6 separate regions of the Mus musculus genome follow, and regions 1, 2, 3, 4 and 6 are each linked to region 5. Evidence: chromatin loops called from intact Hi-C (ENCODE). Cell type or tissue: left cerebral cortex. All regions are shown on one strand.

The links. Peaks named below come from ENCODE experiments on the same cell type or tissue, not always from the same donor. Only the 100,000 strongest peaks of a DNase experiment are listed, where the experiment ranks them.
Region 1: it touches region 5 in a loop (4-fold over the local background); 2 of 42 quality-filtered maps call a loop at or near these places.
Region 2: it touches region 5 in a loop (5-fold over the local background); 4 of 42 quality-filtered maps call a loop at or near these places.
Region 3: it touches region 5 in a loop (4-fold over the local background); 2 of 42 quality-filtered maps call a loop at or near these places.
Region 4: a loop joins it to region 5, with 3 times the contacts of the local background. A loop is called at or near these places in 4 of 42 quality-filtered maps.
Region 6: it touches region 5 in a loop (2.9-fold over the local background); 4 of 42 quality-filtered maps call a loop at or near these places.

Annotation. Positions count from the first base shown.
Region 1 is chr6:77,845,370-77,849,369 of GRCm38, forward strand. Ctnna2 (catenin (cadherin associated protein), alpha 2) reads right to left here. Exons shown (of 20, transcript NM_001109764.1): 3 at 109-215. The coding sequence starts at 210. Among named protein-coding and RNA genes, the nearest start is that of Ctnna2, 130 kb to the right of the region's middle. In left cerebral cortex, no CTCF peak of the experiment used is centred here; DNase peaks (open chromatin) are centred at 2,464, 2,950 and 3,587; H3K27ac peaks cover 769 bases.
Region 2 is chr6:77,872,008-77,876,007 of GRCm38, forward strand. All of the region lies in intron 2 of Ctnna2 (catenin (cadherin associated protein), alpha 2), which reads right to left. Among named protein-coding and RNA genes, the nearest start is that of Ctnna2, 110 kb to the right of the region's middle. In left cerebral cortex, a CTCF peak has its summit at 1,543 (motif pointing left); a DNase peak (open chromatin) is centred at 1,368.
Region 3 is chr6:78,326,326-78,330,325 of GRCm38, forward strand. No RefSeq gene overlaps it. Among named protein-coding and RNA genes, the nearest start is that of Reg3b, 43 kb to the right of the region's middle. In left cerebral cortex, a CTCF peak has its summit at 1,677 (motif pointing left); a DNase peak (open chromatin) is centred at 1,648.
Region 4 is chr6:77,648,217-77,652,216 of GRCm38, forward strand. All of the region lies in intron 5 of Ctnna2 (catenin (cadherin associated protein), alpha 2), which reads right to left. Among named protein-coding and RNA genes, the nearest start is that of Gm38837, 45 kb to the left of the region's middle. In left cerebral cortex, a CTCF peak has its summit at 2,070 (motif pointing right); a DNase peak (open chromatin) is centred at 2,077.
Region 5 is chr6:77,977,551-77,981,550 of GRCm38, forward strand. Ctnna2 (catenin (cadherin associated protein), alpha 2) reads right to left here and starts at 2,117. Exons shown (of 20, transcript NM_001109764.1): 1 at 1,870-2,117. In left cerebral cortex, a CTCF peak has its summit at 2,122; DNase peaks (open chromatin) are centred at 805, 1,185, 1,552, 2,220 and 1 more place; H3K4me3 peaks cover 2,860 bases; H3K27ac peaks cover 1,760 bases.
Region 6 is chr6:77,860,888-77,864,887 of GRCm38, forward strand. All of the region lies in intron 2 of Ctnna2 (catenin (cadherin associated protein), alpha 2), which reads right to left. Among named protein-coding and RNA genes, the nearest start is that of Ctnna2, 120 kb to the right of the region's middle. In left cerebral cortex, no CTCF peak of the experiment used is centred here; DNase peaks (open chromatin) are centred at 2,112, 2,651 and 3,986; H3K27ac peaks cover 1,477 bases.

The DNA of each region.
Region 1 (4,000 bases), 130 kb before region 5:
GTGTATCTTCTTTAAAAACTTCAACAATCTTGAGAGGATCATGGAACTCACCAATAAAAACAACAACAACAATAACAACAAAACATACATAGTAAAAAAGCCCCTTACCTGTGTCACAAGTGGCTCCAATAGTCTTTCCACTGTGAGTGTCCGGATTTCCAAACTTTTGGGATCCCATTTTAAAATAATAGGTGAAGTTGCCGAAGTCATGCTCCCTGCAGGAATATATGGAATCCATTAGAAAAAATATTCAAGGACATATGTCATGACCATGAATTTCAAAAGGAGCTCATCGCCCAATTCTAGAAGATGTTTGAAGACTGCTTTCGGTCTACCCCATAAAAGTCAGAGATGGAAAACCTGGGTCAGTGCTGTTGTGAAATTCTTAGATCTGAGATATTTTGGAAGGTCCGTTATCATTCTAGTATATATCAGGACGTTACAGAGAGGACCTATAGGAATATAATGTTATAACTCAAACCAGAATTTGGCTCAAGCCACAATATCTGCAGCAGATATTCACTCACAAACACTAGTAGATGGCCTACCCTAGACATGTTTGTGACTCTCTGTATAAAATGCTTCCAGGTATTAATATTTCTTCCTTTGCTCTAGCTTGCCTTCTACTGCCATGGCTACATGCAACAACCAAAGACAACTTGAGAAGGAAAGTGTTTATTTCATCATACATGATATAAAGCCCATCATCAGGAGAAGTCGAGGAAGGAATGTAAGGTGTGACCTTGAAGAAGAATCTACAGCTTACTATCTTGCTCCTGCTTTATTCTTACTAGGTTTCTTATATAGCCCAAGATCACCTATCTGACAATGGCAACGAACACCTACAATGGAATAGACTTTCTCACATCTATTTGAAAAATAATAATAATAATCAAGAAAATGCTCCAGAGACATGACCAAGGGATCTTATCTGATTGGGACAAGTGTTCAATGAAGATTCCTTCATTCCAGGGTGTCAAGGTGACAAAGAAGATTAACTACTGCACATGGGGAAGTGAGATGACATCAAAGGAAACGTTAATAGGCAAATATCCTATTTCTCACTCATTTCCTGCTTGTTTCATGGGAATCAGAGAACCTGGCTTCAGTCTTCTTATGAAAAAACCTCCATCTTAGGGAGTTATCCATTCTTCTGTCTCATGGGTTATGACTTCTTTCTTCAAAGCATCTATCATTCTGTCTGTCTCTGGTTCTGGGACTTCAATCCTCTCCATCACCCATGCCACGTTATTGTCTATGTCTGTCTTTCCAAGGCATGAATAACAATTCTAATAAACTCCTTACCCCGAACAATGTGTGTCAGTGTCCCTCTCAAACCCACATCCAAGAAATTTCAGAACCCTAATATTACAGAAACATTCATTCAGTTAGTGTTTTGCATATATTCATCTGCTATCTTCAGACTAAGGCTTGAATCTTGACCTCATGCAACTTATGCTTTGAAACTGAAGATAGTTAAATCAGAGAACAGTTATGTCTTGGTGAGACAAATGTTCTTAGGAATACAAATGGAACTGGGAGAATTGAGAAAGCAACATTATAGCCAGTGGAAAGACATACAAAGAAAATTTGTGCATCAAAGTATATTCCTTATGATCATTAGATTCATGACCCCAGGGGATTACAAGACCATTTGGCCATTTTCTTGTTAACTCAAGCCTTAGAATATCATACACCTTGGGGCAATAGTTTCCATCACTTAAAAATAGAAAAAGTATTTTTAAACGTGGTACTCGTGGCTAAACATTACCAGCTAACTTCAGAATCAAGTTACTTGGAAATGTTAACTACCCCACAGCATGAATGCCTTCCATGTCTATTTGTCTCACCTAAGAACAACTAATACAGAGGTAGCCTCCTTAGTTTCAAATAGGTCAAAGCAAAATATGACTCTGCCCTCAAAAAATAAATTATACATTCCATCTGGGGTATGTTACTCATCAAGAAATTGCTGAATACATTCTGACATTTAAACACCAGGCAGGCGACCTTAGATTGTAGAAACTGAATATGAATTATTTGCCTTAACACCATCATAAATCAAATTGTTCATGGCTGCTCTCTTCTTGGGAATCAATGTCCCCACCAAATTCCATACTTATAAATCAATACAGGTGATTATTCCTACTCAAATTAACAATGCAAAGAAGGTCTACCACAATAGGCACCGTGACAAAAATACTTCTTCACCAGTCCTCCCCCATACATCCTACAGCTAGGTAATCATTCAGTAAAAAGACCCAACCAATTTGCTCAGGAAAATAAGAAAAGGCAAAAAACACAGCATGCTGGTATTTTATATCTCTCCAAATGCCATGTTCTAAATAAACCGAGCACAGCAATCCAAGTACACAGATTTAGAATTGGGTTCCTCTACAACAACATAGTTGGCACTCACATGCTACTGGTGCTTAGAAACCTACAGGCACTTTACAATTTCCCCATTCACACTAGCAACTGCTACAGGCAGTGCTGACAGGCAGGGAATTCTGCAGCTGGGCATGGAGCTTCTGCTATAGAGTCGGTATGGATGCCAGAAGCTTCCTGCATATGTTTTGATAGCTTTTTCTTGCACTGATATTGTTACCAAACTTGGGGGTGTAGCCTGTGCCACAAAAAGCCAAGTTCAGCCATCTGTCCTCAAGAAGCCAATCAAACATCCAAGATAATAGTAAAGAGCAGAAATTAAAAAATGGTGACTTGATCAACTTGGCCATGTTATAAAGAGGAACAAAGAGAGGCTAAATTGTAGAGGATCAGGGATATCTACATCTAAGCAGTTCAGGTCAAGGTGTGCTCCTATAGGCTTTTGTCCATCATTTTCTGGACCACTTTACAGACTGAGGCAGAAGTCCAGACAATGATGGACAAAGGTAGGTGAGTGATGCTGACTCAAAAAAGAAACAAGGTGTATAATGAGGTGGAGAGATGACTCAGAGATTGAGTGTTTACTGCTCTTGCAGAGGAACAAGATTCAGTTCCCAATACTGACATCAGGCATCCTACCACAGCTTAACATTCCAGTTCCAGGGAATGTGCTGCCCCAAAACCTCCATGGGATCCTGGCCTCATGCATTACATATAAACAAATGCAGCTGTACAAATATTCACATTAGAATGACACACTAATTATCTCTCTCTTGATAGATAGGCAGATAGATAGATAGATGATAGATAGATAGATAGATAGATAGATAGATAGAAAGAAAGATAGATAGATAGATAGATAGATAGATAATAGATAGATAGATAGATAGATAGATAGACAGACAGACAGATAGATGACAGGCAAAGTTGCTCTCTAGCCTCAATATGCATGTGCACACACATATGAACATGTGCACATACCCTCCCATACATACCCTCTGATCCACACAAACTAGAGAATTTCATTTATAAATGAAATTGAAATGAGATGGGCAGGATAGTTATATAAGTGAGCAGATCAAGAGAGGCACAGAGTCCTTTCAGAGTGTTCCAATATAGAACTTCATAAAGTAACACACAGGGAAAAAAATACTGGGGTGAGAACCAAAAATGCTGGCACAGTCACCTCAGATCCACTGATCTGGCTTCAAATAGAAAAAAAGAAAAGCTTCTTAGGAGAATGCCAAGCTTTCTGTGAGCCAAGAAGCTGAGTTAGTCACAGCCCAGTCCTGAAGGTCACAGGAATATTCTTTTTCTAAACATAAAAGAAGTACTTGTCAAATCACTCAATGTATCCCCTTGGGAATAAACCTCAATCATTTCTCTGCTACATAGGCCATATTCAGTGACAGAAAAGAGAAGTTTGCATGTGATGGATTTGTTAAAAAGGAACCTTGAATGCTGATTTTCCCAAGCTTGCTGTCATTGCTACAGTGGTTAGAGTTGAAACCTACTCCTCGCTGTCCTTACAAGCTGGAAGCAACCACCTGTCCTCAAAGGGCCAATTAAATCACAGGTTACAGAGAAAGTGTAAAAGATGTTCTCAATGTGA
Region 2 (4,000 bases), 110 kb before region 5:
TCTTCAACCAACCTATCAAACAAACAAAGAAACAAACACACACACACACACACACACACACACACACACACACAAAATGGTTCAAATGTAATTTGGAATTCATTCATAATGAGCCCAAGACAGATTAGTTCAGTTAGCTAGTGAAGCCCTAATTTGTTTCCTTTTACTCAATATTTTTTTTAAAAATTAGGTGAAGCTCTTTGAGGTAAGGTTTCCTGGTCTCAAAATCATGATATTCCTGCTTCAGCCTACTGAGTGCCAGGATGGTAGGGTGCACCTACATGGTTGGCCTCAATTCAGTTTGTTGTTTAAAAGTGATAAACTGATATCAGCTTGTATTTTAATGAAAAAAAATATTTGAAAATGGGAAGCAGTTATTTAATATTAAATGCTTATAGTCTAAGAATGTAAATAATTTTCCCAGTGACTGTATTAGATCTCAAAAGTACATGCTGAAGGCATGTACTATCCTAAGCCTATAAGCCATTTTGTGTCAACTTCATGCAAATTCCTAAAATATTTTATTTCAAAATATAAGCTCATCAGCAAGTCCTTAGAAAGACCAATGCTATTTACTGTTCAGGTCCCAATGCTGCCACTGAAAGCTCTTTGTGGGCTCCTTGCCTCTGTATGTGTGAATGTTCCTGTCTACAAGGCTACCCCTAGCCTCACAGGAAATTCAATAGTCACAATGGCTTAAAAGATGGGTGAGTATCCATGTATCAGAAATGTCAAGTGACCATAAAAGGCTAAAATGGCTTATTCTCCTCCCAAATTCTAGAGGATATGGCATTATTAGCCCCAAATAATAAAACAAAACAAAACAACAACAACAAAAAAACCCAACTAAACAAAAAGGGAAACACAAAACTTGTCATTGCAGCAACAAAAATGATGCTAGTTTATGATTCATGAGCATATATCAGATGCAATCACCTTCCGGAAGGCTTATTTTAGTTATTTCCTAACAAAAATCATCGAGTGAAAAAAATTGCAAAATTGTTTGCTGAACACTCATGTCAATTATTGATGAGTTATCACATCTATGGTCAGTTAAAAAAAACTACACTCTGAAAGAATAATGCTTTCTCATTAATTGTTTTTCTTCTATGAGTCAAGACACTGTCTTTTGGCCTTGGGTGTGAGTGAGTATGGGAATAAAAATCCAATGCAGAGACAGCCCTTGAAAATCTCCATCATGGTCCCCAGACACTCCTCCCAGCCTCTATATGAAGAACTGGAAATGAAGAACTACCAAGGTCACCAGAATGGCTTGCAATAGGAAATGTCTGTTTCTGAGTCACTGTAAATAGTCCTCTACCTAAAAGAGGCTGAGAACACCTTAAACAGAAATAGCCTGGAATGCGGAGGTGTTTGTTTCGCATTTAGGTTGCTATAACTAGAGCACTGACTACAACATAATGTCTTTTTACCCACTATCATTTTATTGCTTTTTCTTTTTCCCCTAAGGGAAAAAAAGTTGCTATCTGTAATTCCAGATCTAATTGACAACACCCTCTTCTGGCCTCCACAGGTAATGCATACATGTGCAGACATACATGTAGGCAAACACTCAAAATGAAAATGTAAGACATGTTTAAAGTATATCCTTCAGATTTTAGCTTTACTCTAGGTCCTATTCAGTACCTGATTCCATTCCAAAGTATCACATTATGTTTACAGTTCATGTCTCTTAAAAAGCAGTTCTAGCATGTGAGTGTCTTACTATTCCATTATTTTTGGGTAACCTTAACCTAGTTGAGAGGTGCTGCTGAAGGTTGTAGTATACCTCTGGTATGAGACCAGTCTGATGTTTTCTCTTCACCAAACTGGAGCTATAGAGGATAGAGACAGGACTCCAAGGTTAAGAACTCTGACTGAGCATGAAGAGGACCCTGGTTCAATCATCAGTACCCATATGGTGGCTCAAAATATTCTGTAACTCCAGTTTTAGGGGATCAAATTATACCTTCTGTTCTCTGAGGGCACCAGGCATGTATATGGTACACATATAGGCAACACACTCATGCATATAGATGATAGATATAATAGATTAGATAGATAGATAGATAGATAGATAGATAGATAGATAGATAGATAGATAGATGGATGGATGGATGGATGGATGGACGGACAAATAGATGATAGATAACCTGGGTGTGCTGGAGCTAGAGAGATTGCTCAGTTGCTAAGGATGCTCCAACTCAACCACAAAACTTTCGAAACAAAATGTATCCTGTTTATAAAAATGCAAGAAAACTCATGCATGGAGAAGAAACTGCATGAATGAATGACCAATGACCCACCCACTCCACCCCACCCCCATCACAAATATATGTAGCAGATATGCAGCTTGGTCCTCATGTGGGTCCCAAACGGAAAAGCTGTTGCCTGTCTGTAGAATATGTTGTTTTAGATGCTATGTCTGGCATCCGTGGGAGAGGATGGACTAAGCACTGAAGAGACCTGATGTGCCCAGGTGAGGTCTGGGGGTGGGGTGAGAGGGTCCACCCTATCAGAGAAGTGGAAGAATGAAGGATTATGGGAGGAGGTTGCCAGGAGGAGGGACAGTGAACATAATGTAAAATGAATAAGAAAAAGAAAAAAAGAAAAAGGATTCTCTCTGGTCTTGCAGAGAACCAGAATCTACTTCACAAGATCCAACTTGGGCAGTTCAGTAATCTCTAACTCTAGGAGATCCAACACACACTGCTGGCCTCCATGATTAGTGACCAGTGTGTGTACATACCCCATAGAAAACCTAATAAAAATGAAATAAATCCTAAAAATAACTATAGATGTTTCTTAGAGGAAAACTGTGGGCATAAAGTACAACTGTCAGAATCACATGAACTGTCAAAATGACTTGTACCATAGACATTAAATGGCAGTGTACAGTGGGTATTGGAAGGGTACAACCACTGGATCTTTGATCTATCCTTAATCTCTTTGTTTGGTTGGTTGGTTGGTTTGGTTTTGGTTTTTCAAGGCAGGGTGTCTCTGTATAGCCCTGGCTGTCCTGGAACTCACTCTGTAGACCAGGCTGGCTTCGAACTCAGAAATCTGCCTGCCTCTGCCTCCCAAGTGTTGTGATTAAAGGCGCTCGCCACCACACTCGGCTTATCCTCACTCTTCTTAAGCTAGTAAGTTTCACTACATAAACTAAACATTTCCTTGATTGACAAATTTGTTCTCCATCTGTACCTACTTATTTAATCATATTCTTATGTCAGTAAGCATATCTGAAGCAACATTTCAGGCTACGACTCCAAACCATTTCTTAGAACTTTTCCATTTTAACCAGTTTTACCCACAGGAAACTCTCTCAGCTGGCTTATTTCAAGAAAGCCACCTTGACACACATTTCATGTGTGATCTCCTTCCAAAAATGGCAAAATTGTTGAGACTGTGGTAGCAAACTCCTGTCTCTACCTTGAGACAGGTGTTTCTCTAAGATATCTTGGTTCCTTTTAGAGAAGAGCATTAGAAAATCACGTTTTGGGTACTAGATTATTGATCACTGTTACTTGATCTTCTCGGTTATTAGATGTCTGAGAAATATGCCTATACACCAATGTGTGACAATACATGTATCTATACATATTTCTATACCTGTACCTTCATTAAGCTAACCGGGAGCTCATATAGATTCAAATCCATCTATCAGTCTGTCTAAACTGGTAATAAGAACACATGTTCCACTATGTTCATAGCAGCCTTATTTATAATAGCCAGAAGCTGGAAAGAACCCAGATGTCCCTCAACAGAAGAATGGATACAGAAAATGTGGTACATTTACACAGTGGAGTACTACTCAGCTATTAAAAACAATGGATTTGTGAAATTCTTGGACAAATGGATGTATCTGGAGGATATCATCCTTAGTGAGGTAACCCAATCACAAAAGAAGTCATTAGATATGCACTCACTCAGAAGTAGATATTAGCCCAGAAACATAGAACACCCAAGATACAATTTGCAAAACAAAAGAAAATCAAGA
Region 3 (4,000 bases), 350 kb after region 5:
CTAAGTATCTACTAATCAGACCACTCAGAACTCCCAGAGACTAAGCCACCAAGCAAAGACCATACATAGGCTGGTCTGTGCCCCCTGCATATGTAGCAGAGGACTGCTGTGTCTGGTCGCAGTGGGAAAGGATACACACAATCCTGTAGCACCATGATGCCCCAGGGAAAGGGGATGCTAGTGGGATGAAGTGGGACTGGGTGAGAAGGTGGGAGAGCTCTCAGAGGCAAAAGGGAGGAGGGATGGGATGAAGGACTCATGGAGAAAGGAACAGGAAGGGGGATACATTGGGAATGTAAATAAATAAAATAATAAAAAGATGACATTTAAAAAAATAAAGCAGGACACTTTGTGTGTGACCTAAAGAATCTACTATTAAGTATTTATCCAAGAAAATTGAAACTGTATTGTTACAAAATATTTTTTAAATCAAGTACTTACAGTGATTTTATTCATAGTAACCTGAAAACAGAAACATAAATAATAAATGAATTGTACTATATTTCTAGGCTGTAATATTATTCAGCAATAATAAGAAATACACACATAGGTGAAGAATGAGAATTCTATGCTAATTAAAAGTATCCCTACACATAATAAAATACTTAATTATAAGCCAATTATATTAAACTCCAGACAGGAGAATGTCATTTAAATTGGAAGTAATTATAATAACAGGCATGATTGTGAGAATGGGTGAGAGAATATCTTCAGTGAAGGTAATGCTCTGCATCAGCTTTGTTTTCTTTTTTCATCTTTATGGTCTATATGTTGACTATAAAGCTATAAAAGAATCGGCTTGTTCAACTATGACTTGAGTTGGCATGCTGACAACTGTTAGCCTGAGATATCTTATGGCACATATTTTACATGAAAACCATAAACAAATTTTGCATTCCAGCTACTGAATGCACAGTGAAGTACTTGCACAGATATATCTAATTTACACTGGGCTTTATTAAAATATAATATGGATTAGTCACTAATAGAATTATTCATAGATATATTAATGAAACAACAAGAATAAAGAACTAACCATAGAGCCCAGGCTGTAGGTGTCAATTATTAAATGTTAGAAACATTGTCGATAAATACCCTTATTTGTTATTTCTCTCCCATCTACCATATCTCTATATTTGCTTATTTATTTCTCCTTAGCTCTGTCTATATATCTTTTTGCCACTGATTGGTTTTCTAGAATTATTGATTTATTTTGATATTCTTTTTGAACAGTAAACAGAATATAATCTAGACTGTTCTGAAAATCAGCATGCATAATACTGAATGCTAAAAGAGACAGACAATCTCTAAAACAATTAGGAATTTGGAGGGGAAACTGGAAGAATTAGTTTCCTCCTTGTGCCTTGACAAGCTGGGGAGATACATCTCAAAGAAATTTTTGTTCCAATCTACTCTCAGGCTCAAAGCTCTGTCACTCTATGCCTTCTTTTCTAAACAACACTCCTATGATATAAGGAAACTCTCACTCAAGCTTTTTGGGAGTATTAATTAAACTTGCAGCTTTGAAGACCTGCTCTACTAGTCTCCATTTTGGAGGTGCAGAAATCAACTTCTATAACAGTTCTCATGTCCTTAGGGCTAGTCAACCTTTTGAAAATAAATAGAGAAGTACTCCTTTTCTAATGCACTAGGGAGTTCTGCTGAGAAGCAGTGCCACCAACTGTCTGCTTAGCATTCTTACCAGTTGATAATGTTGTACTTGTTTGTCTGGATGTAAAAATAAAAAAAAATGGGAAGATGAAGATATGAGTGTAGAACAGAAAGAAACAATCCACAAATTTATGAACAAATGTCTATCTGTCCTTTTTGTGTTCTGCAGCCAATTAATGTACCTCTAGCAAGTACAGAAGGAGTATAGGGCAGGGAAATGGAGAAGGACAGAAAGGGGAAGAGGAAGGGAAAAAGGAGAGGGAGAAGGAGAGGGAGAGGGGAAGGGAGAAGGGCAAGGACAAGGAGAGGGAAAGGAGAGGTGGAGAAGGAAAGAACCAGGGGAGAAGGAGAGGACCAGGGGAGAGGGAGAGGGAAAGGAAGAGGGATAGGGACAGGGACAGGGGCAGGGACAGAGACAGGGACAGGGACAGGGACAGGGGCAGGGACAGGGACAGGGACAGGGACAGGGACAGGGACAGGGACAGGGACAAGGAGAATGAAATAAGATTTCTTAGGTTCAACAATTATAAGTGAAGTTGAGGACACAAAGTGTCCATTCTACTGCATCCCTAGCTGGTAAACAGACATTCTACAAATTATAGCATGAAAGAACACATGGACTGATAAAATTCATCAATAAATATATCAGCTCAGTGTCTTCATGCTCCTGTGACAAAGTCCCATAGAGAAGACATAATAGCTTGTAAACAATGGGCATTCATATGCACGCACACACACACACACACACACACACACACACACACACACACACACACTTTTTTTTACATGTTTGGAGGCAGAAAGTCTGAGATCTGGGCGCCAGCATGATCTGACTCTGATGATGCCATCTTTCTGACTGTAAACTGTCATCTCCTCATTGTGTTGTTGCAGTGCAGAAAAATACTGTGAGAATGCTGAGGTTTCTTTTGAGAAGGCATTGATTTTATTTATAAGTCTCTTTCCTTATCACACAACTGCCCTCTGCAGAGTGCACCTCCTAATACCACTGCTTTAGAAGTTAGAATGTGAACATATCAAATATATAATATATAAACATTCAATCCATAAATAGAGAGAATAATAGAGAGAATAATAGAGAGAAAGAGGAGATAAAAGGAGTTAAAAAAGAGGAAGAATAGGAGGATGAGGTTAAAAAAAAAGGAAGGGAACAAGAAAGGAAGGCAAAGGAAAATATTTAAAAATATTATGATGCCCTAAGCACAATCTCATTCCTAGTTAATTTCTCAGCTTCTCCATCTGCTCTGTAAGCAAGAACTCAAGGATCCAGGGAGAGTTTGATGAGGTCACACTCACCCCTGCCCCTCACTGCATTGTAACATCACTGCTGATATGACCCTATACCATGACAGACCTGATGGCTCTAATTAGGGAATGCTTAAGGCCAACTGTTCTTACAGTCTCTGCAAGATGACTGACTCCCTTGCTCTTTCAAGGGTCAAAAGCCATCTGCCTGCGGGCTAAATGCAATCCTCTGGACAGGTTCGGTTGGTGTCACATATTTACTGGCTATTGTTACCATCTCTGTTTTACACAAAGCTTGAGCCAATCCTTTGTATTGTCCACCTGATGTCTTGAGATGTTTGAATTTATAATTCTGTTTTGGTGGCAGGTTTAAATGGGAAGCAGCAGGCATTGACTCTTCATTCTCAGATAGTGAAAACTCCAATTATCAGATCACTGTTCTAGGGATGGATGTAGCTTCCCTCTCTCCTTGCCTAGCTAATAGGGCTGAGCAAATTCAGCATTTAATTTCTTGACATATATGACACTATGACAGACAATTAAATCATTCCTTTTTCTTTTTAATTTGTATGTGTATGTGTGTGTGAGAGAGAGTAAGACACACACACACACACACACACACACACAGAGAGAGAGAGAGAGAGAGAGAGAGAGAGAGAGAGAGAGAGAGAGAGAGAGAGAGATTGGTGTGTGTGTAATATATGTTCACAAATGTGAGTCGGTTGTGTCCCCATATACTCTGTGGAAGCAGAGAGTCTCTCAGTGAATCTGGTGCCAGGCAAAACATCAGAGAACTCTGACATTCCTCTTGTCTTCATTCTCAAGTACATTAGAATTACAAACATACAAACATGCATACCGCCATACAAGGATTTTTACATGGGTGCTTGAGATTTGAACTTAGTTCTTCATGCTTGCAGAGAAAACATTCAGCTGCAGAGAACTTTCTCTAGGCTCTTACCCTGTTTTTAAACAAAACCCATAACAATAGCACTGCATAGTCAAACAATCTGGACCTAATGTCTATCACAGAGGCTGTCTTCCACAGACACTGTTCTTCAGATGA
Region 4 (4,000 bases), 330 kb before region 5:
AGGAATTGTCCAACCTCTCAGAGCCTCTGTGACTTTACCACATTTTAGAGGCTTGCCTGGCATTTGCTCAAGATCACTCAATTTTCCAATAATTACAAATTGGGGTATAAAGCAGAAGATGAGGTTGGGTGTTCCTGAAAAATGAATCCACTCTATTTCATAATTAGTGAACTACTGACAGAGAACCATGAACAGGAATCTCAGAGAGGCCAACTCCCTCTCTGTTCTTGTAAATTACTAGGGCAGGAAAGGAATCTATATCTGGAAAGGAAGAACGTCAACACATTTGGCACATGGCCTAAAAGCAAAGTGGAATGCTTGAGGTAAATCAGCCATTAGCAGGTAACACTGCAGGGGGTTGCTGGTATTCCATAGTTTTAAGCCAACCAAGGAATGGAATTACTTAACTCTGATGAGAAAACCCCATTACGGCTCCAGTGGGGACTGTCCTATAGGCTCCTGTGTTAGAACATTTGCTTCCCAGTTAACAGTAGTGCATTGGAAGATGGTGGCACAATTAGAAGGTAGGCCTTTATTGGAAGAAGTGGTCACTAAGGAGTGGGCATGAGGTTTTATAGCTTGTCCCATATTCCTATTAGTCATGTATTTCCTGTTCTAAGATATGAGGCCAAGCGATCCTATGACAGCTACGCACACTTGTTACTATGGAGTCACCTGTGGCCATACCTTTCCCTCCATGGTGGGCTAGATCCCTTGAAACTGTTAGGCAAATATCTCCTTCAGCCTTAAGTGGCTTCTTGCCAGTCATTTGGTATAATCATCATCGTCATCGTCATCGTCATCATCATCAACAACAACAATAAAGCAAGAAACAAAGAACTTAGTGGTTTTTTTCTCGCCTTATTTGTATTACCATATGCTAAAGAGACTTGTATATTTGGAAAAGAAAAGTGAAAAGGAACCAGATAGGTTATAACCAGCTGCATTAGCACATGTAAATGCTGGTGTGTGTGTGTGTGTGTGTGTGTGTGTGTGTGTGTGTGTGTTGTTGTTGTTGTTGTTGTTGTTGTTGTTTTCCATTTTTTCCTTTGCTATTGCTTGAGAATTGTGGACATGCTTACAGTGCACTTTATCAAGTCCTCTCCCCCCAAACTATTTTTTTTTTCTGATTTCATGGGCCCTTTATTAAAACTCAGAGTCCACGTAGTGTATATGGGCATAGGACAACCTACTGGACTGGATGGCTGCATCCTTGAAGAAAACGGATGCTCTCTCCCCTAGCGCCATTCCACTGTAAAATCTCTGGAGCGGGGTGTGGGACTTTATGCTCCCCACTTCAATTCTGGGATTTTGGCTAGTTAATCTTGTGCATGCACTTTTGTTTTTAATATATTTTTATTGAGTCTTTGAGAATCCCAGCACTTGGAAGGCAGAGGCAGGTGGATCTCAGAGTTCGAGGCCAGCCTGTACTACAGAGTGAGTTTCAGGACAGCCAGAGCTACACAGAGAAACCCTGTCTCAAAACAAACAAACAAACAAACAAAACAAGACAAACAAAACAAAACCAAAAACCAAAAACCAAAACAACCCAAAAAAAGAGAATCTCATACATACTTAGAAACAATTCTATCATTTCCACTTGTGACTCCTCCCTCGGCATCTGCCCTGACCTCCTTCACCATGTCCTCCCATTCCCATGGCCTCTGGTTTTAAACAACATAGTCTACCTAGTGCCTCCTGCTTGATTGTGGTTTCACATGGGCAATCTACCAGGGTCTGCATCTGAAGAAAGCTGCCTTGCTCTCCTTCAGCAACCATTAGACAATAGCTTCTCACGTTTTTCATCTTAAGTTTATAAAATAAATAGGTATATGTAATATTTCCAGAGGCTATGCTTTTCACTAACAACATTACTCAGGGAAACCCCAAACATGCCATGTTTATTTAGAGCGACTTTTGTTTGTATATGCCAGTTTTGGCAGGGGCTTTGTCTTCAAAGGGTAGTTCTACGCAATGACATCAGGACTGATAGGAACTCAAGATGGGACACAACCCTTCACCCCAAGTCAGTGCTACCTCCCGAAAACGCGGTTCCAGATGTGTCCACAAGATGGCAACATTCCACCTTTTCTGTTGCTGCTGTCTGAGAACAAATGCATTATCTAGTCTAGGATCACTTTTAATTTTACTACCGACAGTATGACAGGCCTACTTAATGTTGCTGGGATGACCTTTGCATGATTTTGTGCTAAATCCTTTTCTTTCACCTCCCTCAATCTGGTGTGTGGAGGACAAAACACAACTGACATTACAAAGGGGCTGCAGAAGTATTAGTTAACAGCACTGGACAAAAGAGCAGGTGAGAGGAGAAACGGAGGGAGGGAGGGAGGGAGGGAGGGAGGGAGGGAGGGAGGGAGGAAGGGAGGAAGAGAGGAAGAGAGGAAGGGAGGAAGAGAGGAAGGTAGAGTAGGGGAGGGGGAGAGGGAAGGAGAGGAGGGGAGGGGGAGAGGAAGAGAGAGGGAGGGAGAAAGAGGGAGGGGGAGGAAGAGGAGAGAGAAATTGAGAGACCTGATCACAGAGAGTATCTGGTGTTGTAGACAGATGGACAGTACTATAGAGATGGTCAACTGGGCCAAACGCAGAAAATTGAAACCCGTTGATACACTTGCAACCTCTATACTGAAACCTCAGGGGACACAAAGAAAAGGTCAGAAGACCAGAGGCAGCATTCCTGCTGGATAACTTCCAGAGAGGAAAGATTATGGGAGCCAGAGGACCAGGTAAGGACATCTGCATTGAGAGAGTGTCTAACAGGGAAGTGGTACCCTGAAAATCTCAAAACTATGATTGCCTCAACAAGACCTGCATCTGACAATGACAACCCCTGTGTGTGCGTGGGGGGGGGGGGGGGGATTCAAAAGATCCTGACCTCAGGTGAAGACATTCAGGCAAGTGTAGTTGTTGGGGGAAATTGGTGTTCTGCATGGACTAGCATGCTGATAGTATAGCCAAATGATCAGTCGTAAACACACCTGCATATAAACAGCACTAAATGAACTCAGTAAGCTGTCTGTCTGTCTCTCAATCTATCCACACACACATATATAAAACACTAATAATTAAAAAAGAAATGGTCTTAAATTTGAAAAGCCAGGAGAGAACATCATTGCTTACAATAAAAAAAGGGGATTCATTGTTAATTTAGGGTCAGTCCCATTGGCCCACTGTTCAAAAGGACTTCCTAGAGAAAAAAATACTTTCCATCAAATGTTGCCTTTAATGTCTGAGTAACATGTAAAGATCTTAAAACTTTTTTCTCCAGTATAGTTGAGTGCAATTACTAGTATTACAAAAGATGCATTAAGCAGAAAGAGGTTGGCTAGAGCCAGCCAGCACTGCAGCCTAGGAAAGCCCCAGGGACCTCCCCAAGGAGAAGAAAGCAACATTCCTGCCAAAAAGACATCGAGCTGAAAGAACACTCTTGGCCTAAAACACGTTAGTTTGAATTCAATGCCCAGACAGTTTCTCTTAACATTGTTTTGTTTGTTTGTTTGTTTTTGTTTTTGTTTTGTTTGTTTTGTTTTTTCCCCTAAATCTTTTTGGAAAAGGTAAAGTTCTTTCTTGCGCTGTGAACCTCACGCAGTTTGCAACAGTCTTCCTTGGCATTTGAGGGCATATTCTTTGAGAAAAATTTAATAACACCCCCCTCCCCAAAGCACATTCCATTTTGGGTCCTTTGCCTTCCCAGGGACGTGCTGGAAAACATAAGATGTGACACCCATCTTTAGGGTTAGTTCACAGAGTTCAAGGAAAAAATCAGTATTTGAGAGGTAGTAAAAGCTTGGGGAAGTTTGCCCATAAACTAGGAACCATGAGCTTTATTCTGGGATCTAGTCTAGAAAACACTCTCACAGGTAATACTTAGGCCTTATAAGGCATCCTGATCCCTCCACCTGAACAAATAGGAAACAGATGAGGTGAATGAGCACCCACTACTCATGTCCTGTATCACTTCTCCAATCACAACATGCCCTTTTGA
Region 5 (4,000 bases):
GTGAAAGAGAGAGGCTTCCCTTGTTTGCTAATATCATATACTTTCCAAATATGAATCCACATGGCCATCAGTATCAGTCGTTTAGGCAGGTCGGCACTCTGTCACTTTCGAAGGCAATTCTCTTCATCTCAACTCCTACTTTACAGTCACATAAAATGCAAAAGTGCCTATTACACTGCTGGAAAGTCATCAAAATTTCAACAAGAGGAATAAATCCACGACTTTCTCCATGCTATAGTTATTGACTGCAACTTCAGTGAATCCAGCTTTGGATCCCTCTATACATGCTACCTATACAAGAAAATTAACTATGGTAAAGTTAAGGCTGGGGGTGGAGTAATCATTCGGAAGAATCTCAATGGGGCAAACTAAGTCTTTGATTTTTCAGCTTATTTTTATGCACACAATCAGAGCCCCCGAGACGTTATACTGAAGCAGCATGGCTGTGCCACCATGTATAAGTTAAGCTTTTCAGAAACATTTGCAAACAGAAAAACTGCCATGCCATTCTTGATGAAGACTGAAATGTACTGAAGTGACGCTGAAGACAGCAATGTGAAACACAAGATTCAGTGCAAGCAACTGATGCAAAACTGACCGAAAATTTAAAATTCTCAGGAACAATCTTCCCAGAGCTAATTCAACTTTCCCATTAGTGTAAACACATCTAGGAATAAGTACACAGAACATTTTCCCCCCAAAATGTCAAGATTTCTATAAGGCGGCTGAGCATGACTGAGGGTGCCTGTGCTGTATCCTACCACACAGCTAAAGCTATCAAAATGATATGTTTACAAAACGGCAAAGGAGAGCCTCATTCTTCAATAGCTGGCTAGCCATTCTCATTTTCTTGAAGTTAACCAGGGATGAACAAAAAGTGTTATCTTTCTATTTCTTCAAAGCAAGTTCTCCGGGTGTTTTGCATACCAAGCAAAACACAATGTGTAATGCACCGGTATTAAAGTTGAGAGAGTTTCTGTCTGTGAAGTAGTGACGGAGCCAAGGACACACAGGTTCAAGTCCAAGCTGAATATTAGGCGGGTGGTTTGAAAACATCAATCCAGAAAGGCCTAGAGGAAGGGATTCAGGCTTCCACTGTTGCCAACCTTCCTCACCCCTCCCCTCTTTTCTTTCTTGTTCCCTTCCAGGCTTCTCTTTCCTTGTGGTTTCTCATGGAGACGACAATCACAGCAGAAAAGCCTGGGTTTTAAATTAGTGTGATACACACTGGGAATGTGTAATCCCAGGGGGAAAAAAAGAAAGGAAGAAACTGTTGAAGAGGGGAGTGGGGGACGGTTGGAAACATATCTAAGTGACAACCTCCCCACCCCCACCCTTTATAGCACACATCCATAGATTGTTCCTGGACTCTATTCCTTCCAGTTTCCAGTACTCTGTCCAACTTGACCCTTAATCTTGACAATGTAAAGAACTGCAGGGCATCCTTTGCGCGAGCGTGCCTCTCTTGGTACAGGAAACCAATTTTCAAGAAACCCCCGAATCCGGACAGTTGTACCAGGCAAGGATGCTCCCACCATCCCACCCTCAGGGAAGGGGGTGAGGATAAGAAAAGGAGGGGTGATAAAGAGAAGATAGATAAAAGGTATGCAAAGATGAGCTGAAGGGTGAGTGGCTGAAAGGAAGACAGGGAAGAAAGAAAGGGTGGGAAGGAAGTAGGGCTGGGTGAGAGAAGAAAGGGATGAAAGAAAGGCTGGAAAGGAGAAAGGAGCGGAGAGGAGAGAGGGATGTTGGGAAAGATGAGGGCGGGAGGGCTGGAGAGCGGGAGGGAGGGGAGGACGAAGAGGATGGGAGGGAGGCAGGAAGGGAGGGAGGCAGGCAAGGATGGAGGATGCTCTGCCCGGGACTCACCTCTGTGGGTCGGTGGGAGTTTCTCGCCTCCTCCTCCTCGTCCTCTGTCTGCAGCAGCTGGCGCGGAATGACAGAAGCTGCTGGAGAGGCGGCGGTGGGGACTAGGGCAGCTGCTGCAGCTGCTTCTGGCCGAGGTGCGGTGCCGCCCGCTCCGCCCGGGTCTCCGCCTCACTCAGGGCTGCCAGCAAAGCCGCTCCCCCCTCCCCCCGCCCGCCCCGCGTCCTGCCCAAGCGAGCGGCAGCGGCCCGGATCGCCGCTAGGGGAGGTGGCCAGTGCGCACGCGCGGCCGCTCACTTGCTTGCTCGTTCGCTCGTGCCCGCGACTCGCCCGGGCTGCTAAAGGATGGGCACGCGGGCGCGCCGCCCGGGAGCGCCGCCCGGGAGCGCCGGAGGGGAGGGACTGGAGAAAGGAGCCACAGAGGGCGCAGGTGCCGTCTCCATGGCAATGGCGTTACCCTCTGGGCGGGGACCAGGAGCTGTTGCGGGCCCTGCAGGGAGGGGCTGGACTCCAGAATGATCTGCATAGGGGATGGAGGACAGATGGGGTTCCACACTCAGAAAGACCTTACCACGTGGCAGCAGGAGGCCAGGGCCCGGTGCAGCCCAGGTGGACCTGTAGCCCCGAATGCCAGAGAGCCTGAAAGAGGATGGAACTGTTAGAGAAATCAGGGCTGTGTCTGTTAAACAAACCTCCGTGAAAGCAATTTCCGTGAAAGACATTGTAGTTATCTGTATTAAGCACTCTAGGCATGTTGAAGTATCCAAAATATTTAAGGTCACTCTCTGCTTCATAGGGGTTACATGAGTTGGGAACATGACTAGAGACATGAGTGCCTTGCCAGCCAGAAGTACTGGGAGCTTAGTGATGGGGTCTAACTGCGAGATTTGCTTAGAGGCAAAAACAGTACACCAGTACACCGCTATATACAGGAAGAAGCATAAGTTACAATTGTCTTTGTTCGATCACAGTGCCGATTGACAACTTTGGCTTTGTCTGTACTACATCAAAGCGGAAAAAGTGGAAGAAAGCTTCTGGCAACTTGGAATACAGCCTACACTTTATTCCATCTGGATTCCTGGTTCACTGGATCTTTTGTTCATGTTATACTTAAATGACCCTGTATCACTGGATACATGCATTGCTAATGCCCTTTTATCCTTGGCTCTGTCGCGGTATTTTCATCCACTGTTGCTCCCAAATGGAACGTTTTCAGTTGTTAGGAAATTACATGGAACACAAGTGTCTCACTATCTCTAGACTAACTCTCTATGCTCCTCTTCTTTCTTCCCCAATGTATCCTTGACTGTGTTTTCCTTTCCTATAACCGCTGATCACATTTAAAACGTCTAGGGGAAAAGTGGACAATATCATAAAATGCAGGCTAAACGATGATTTTTAAACACCTTTATCACACAATTGTGCTTCAGGACCACGGACAGTAGCACCGCAGGCCGGCCAGCTTTCTTTCCTCAGTGTTTTCTTTGCTCTCAGCCTATAGAAACTGAAGAAATACTCAGGGGTGGGGAAGGGGGATAGTAAACAAATAAACAAAATAGACGGGCTAGTTAGCTAAATAAATAAAATATACATATCACTTAAAGCATTTGTGCTATAATATATGACCCCCATGAACTGGAGGAGACTGGCTGCTGGCCTTCAACTAGAGTTTGAAAAAAAGCATTGGTTTAGAGTAAGCACTTGCAAGATCTTGTATTGTGGAACTAACAAGAGTCTGGCTGCTGAAGTGCTTCTATAAAAGCAGAGAAACCCTATATCAGAGCTACATGGCGCTATCCAGGAAGCAATGGGCACCTTAAACTCTGAATATTCCCAGAATAAGGACTCAACAGTTCCAGTTAAATGAGGGGAATACTCAAAGGGCTGATTTTTTCCCCTGATATTATTACTCAGAATTTTTTGCTTTTGTTTTTTGTTTTGTTTTGTTTTGTTTTGTTTTGTTTTGTTTTGTTTTGTTTTGTTTAAGACAAGGTTTAACTGGCCTAAAACTCTCTGAAGACCAGACTGGTCTGAAACTCAGAAATCCAAGATCCGTTTGCCTCTGCCTCCCAAGTGCTGGGATAGAAGACTTGTGTCACCACTGTCCACATATTACTGTGATATTTTTCCACTT
Region 6 (4,000 bases), 120 kb before region 5:
ATAATAACAAAATACAAAAATGAAGATATTTAATTAAGACCTATATTAAACAACAAAATGGTTATGAGACTACTTCATTAGCACATAATACCTTGCATTTTGAAGTAAGTCCAAGAGGATTATCATATTGTATTTTAAAAGTCAATGTTAAATCCACAGATGTGATGGTGACTTAATAAGGATTTAGGTTGCAGAAACGGATAGGAATAAAATTTAAACCTAATACCCCCGATCCATGAAGTTTCTCCTGGCCAAAAGTAGCTTGTTTACTGAATATAAACACATAAAACTTCTCTGAACAATGGCAGCTATAATAAGTGGCAACTAGCTTTTCTGAATGGGGCTAGCATTGACCCTTCCCATTGATTGACAGTATTGGAAAGGTTACAACACATTATAACAATTATATTTGCTTAGCAGTATTTTACAATAAGGATTGATATTTCAACATCAGCAGTGCTAGCATGTGTGCTCACTGCTAAATTACCTTATTAATCTTGAGAGTCTTGTGTTTAGGAGAGATGCAAACTATAAAGTATGTTTCCATCTGGTCATCTGCAGCATTTCTGTTAGTGTGTAGGAACCTAAAGGCGCCTCGAGAGATCTGCTTCTGCTTCGTTGCATTTAAGAAACGTACGCTTCAGCTGTGCTGTGCTTTTTGAGGTAGTCAACACTTCCCAATAAATTCACAATATTTATATTCTGCAACAACACTGACGACTGCACATCATCGACCAGGCTGATTATCCTTTGTAATAGCTGCACACGTTGTCACCAAATCCTGGTGTTCTAGATTTGATCCGGAGTTCGGGAATTTCCTGAGTAACTTGCACAGAAGACAGCCATGCAGCAACACTAGCCGGAGCTCCGGGGTCTCCCCTGAGCAGCAGCCCCACCAACAGTTTTAGGCTCTACCTTAAGGGGTCTCTTCAGACAGCAAGGCCAATGAGACAGGATCCCAGTTTTAATGAACAGAACTAAAGCTCAAAGATTTAGACTCACTAATCTGAGGGTTAATAGAGTTCGATCCAAAATTGTTCAAAATATGTCTTCCCAGTATACTTCTCCAAATATAACCACAACTTCTTCCCAGAGAGTTAAGTCTTGGGGGAAAAAAGCAGAACACGCCCAAAAATGAGCTTCTCAAAAATAGGTGATTCCAAGACACTCAAAGTTACTTAAGGTTACTGAAAGTTTGTTTAGAAGTCCTAAATTTTTACCTTGTTAAAAGTAGGCTAGGTTCTTTAAAATAAAGATTTATTCATTTTCATTCAGTATTTATGATTGTCTGCCTGGAATTATATGCATCATGTGTGGACAGTTTCTGCAGTATCCAGCAGAGGGGGGGCAGATCATGTGAAATGGAAGTTACAGATGGTTGGGAGCCACTACATGAGTACTAGGAACTGAGTCTTTGTGCTTGCCAAGAGAAGCAAGAACTAAGGGGCCCTTTCTCCTGCCCCTAGAGAAGGCTAGACTCTCCTAGCACCAATCTCTCGGTATTACCATAATTATACAAGGGAAAACCTGGTAGGTCAGATCTAATGTAGAAGGCATTTGTTTCATACAAGATCAAAAAAATAATCTTCAACAGATAACTCATGTGGATATCATATCCACATTCTTAGGTGAGAAAAGTCACCTCAGAGGACACACCTGCAAATGTATCAGCTTATGTTTCGACTTTTACCTATGAAACAATTATCTCTTGCATAAAAAATATCTTATTCCTTAATCTCTACAACATATCCTTTCTTGCTTATGACATTACTTTATAGAAATATACTCTTCCTTGTCTCTTCAACCTTTTTCTGGCTCTTAACAAACAGTGAGAAAGTCTTATCTGAGTAAGACTAAATGTGTGTGTGTGTGTGTGTGTGTGTGTGTGTGTGTGTGTAAGCGCAGACACACACACACACACACACACACTCATGAATGCACACAGGCACAAACATATATAAGATACACACTCTTCTTTCTATTCCTCTCTTGACACTCTGCTTTCTCTTCAGAGCCTACCTCCCAAGCAGCTAGTGTTATCCTATCACTTCCTTACTGCCTACTCATGTTACCGCCCACCACAATCTGGCTTCTGCCCTCCATTCCAACAAAATTAGCCTTGCAAAGTTACATTCGATCCCCTAGACACTTGATTCAATGGGCCCAATGTGACGTGCCAGCTCATACACTAAAATCAGATTGCTGTGGAGATTATCATGGTCCCTCGGGATGGATGATAGGCAAATTCATGCCGCATTCCATATTTTTACAGTATGAACTCATTTTGTTATATATAGATGTATATTTTGATGCAGAGCATACATTTGCATAGAGAAAAGTCTGGAAAGATGTATCAAATTTGAACAGTAGTTATTCAGGGTGATGGGATTTTGGGTGACAAATTATATACATAATTATATATTTCTACCATATATATTCATGCTACTTATGTAACGATTGCATAGTCCTTATCTAAATAAAAATAAATCTATATTAAAATATCATGGGCCCCCTTTTCGTTCTTGTCTTATTTGCCCTCACAGCAATGTTTTGACAATTTCGTTCTATCCTTAGTTTCAAGGACACCATATTCTCTTGGTATTCCTCCACCTTCTTAGCATATGGTTCACAATTCTCTTTGAGACCTCATTTTCTTTATCTGTCTCCTTAAACCTACCACTCCACACTCCATCACTGCCCATCTCTCATACCTCATTTTCAGATAGTCTCTGGCTTATCTCCTTCCTGTTCATAGATTACCTGATGTTGAAATTTCCCAAACTTCTGTCACTATACTTAGGACTCCTTTCTTGTCTCTAGCCTCATATTTTAACCATTGGCTACATTTCCAAGTGCTTAAAATGATTTCATTTCCCACAAAGTTGTGTCCAAATCTTATGATTACACTTCAGTGGTTATATTTACGTTTTAAATGAAAATGTGATAAAAATAGAACCGCTGTCTGTCTTTGATTCCTTTTTCTCACTTCCTACAGCAAAAAGCCAGTCATCTACAACAAGTTCTATGTCCACCTATATCTAGCATAGCCCTAACTCCACATCCCCATTCTCATGTATTAATTAAATATTTCACCATTTCTTCTTAATTGAAACAATTTCTTGGTTGCTGGCATCATGTTATTCTTATCTATTTTGCCTCCTTCCACTATTCTTCAGGAAAAGTAGATATCTTAAGTTACAAATTATAATATGTTGTATTAATTAAAAAGCCTGATAACCATTATTGCCTAAATATATAGTTGAAGATATTTTAGCTGTCCCCTAGGAAAGATTCTTCATTCATTTCTCATTTACCTTACATCTTCTGTCTTCCTAAACTCCATACCTTCTAGTGGCTCTGCAAACATCTCTTGATCTTCCCTGCCTCTGAGCCATCTTTCATCAGCCTTGCATAAAAAATATACTCCTGTTTCTTTACTTGTTTTTTTTTTTCCTTACCCTTCGAGCCACTGAATCTGCTCATTTCAGGACCTGTCCTGTATTTTCTTTGCTCACAGAGAACATCATGCTTCCCCAATGGGGACATAAATCATGGCTTATGTTAGTTGTTCATTCTGTTGACTTTTCCATACTTAAATCCCAAGATCAATATGCACAGGTCTATGTACTTAATTTGTTTGTGATTTGCAGAAAAGCAAATGGTTGGAAGAAAAGTATATTCCAAGATCAGGCATTAATGGGAGGGTATCAAAGTCCAATCACTTGAACAGACTTACCCACAATAGATTACATGGAACTTCTTCTCAAGTAGCATAAGGCACAGAGATTCATCTGAGAGTATTTGACTAACACTAATCCTGTCAACTTATGGAGCTCAAATTAAAAAAAAAAAAAATCCCTGGAGGGTGGGGTGGAGAGTGGAGAGCAAATCTCAAAACTTGACTTAGAGCCATGTCTACTGAAAACCATGACATTTTCTAAGTAGTAATCTCTCTATGGAAACATCATGCTCTAAGGCAGTTCACAATGCATAAAGAGGT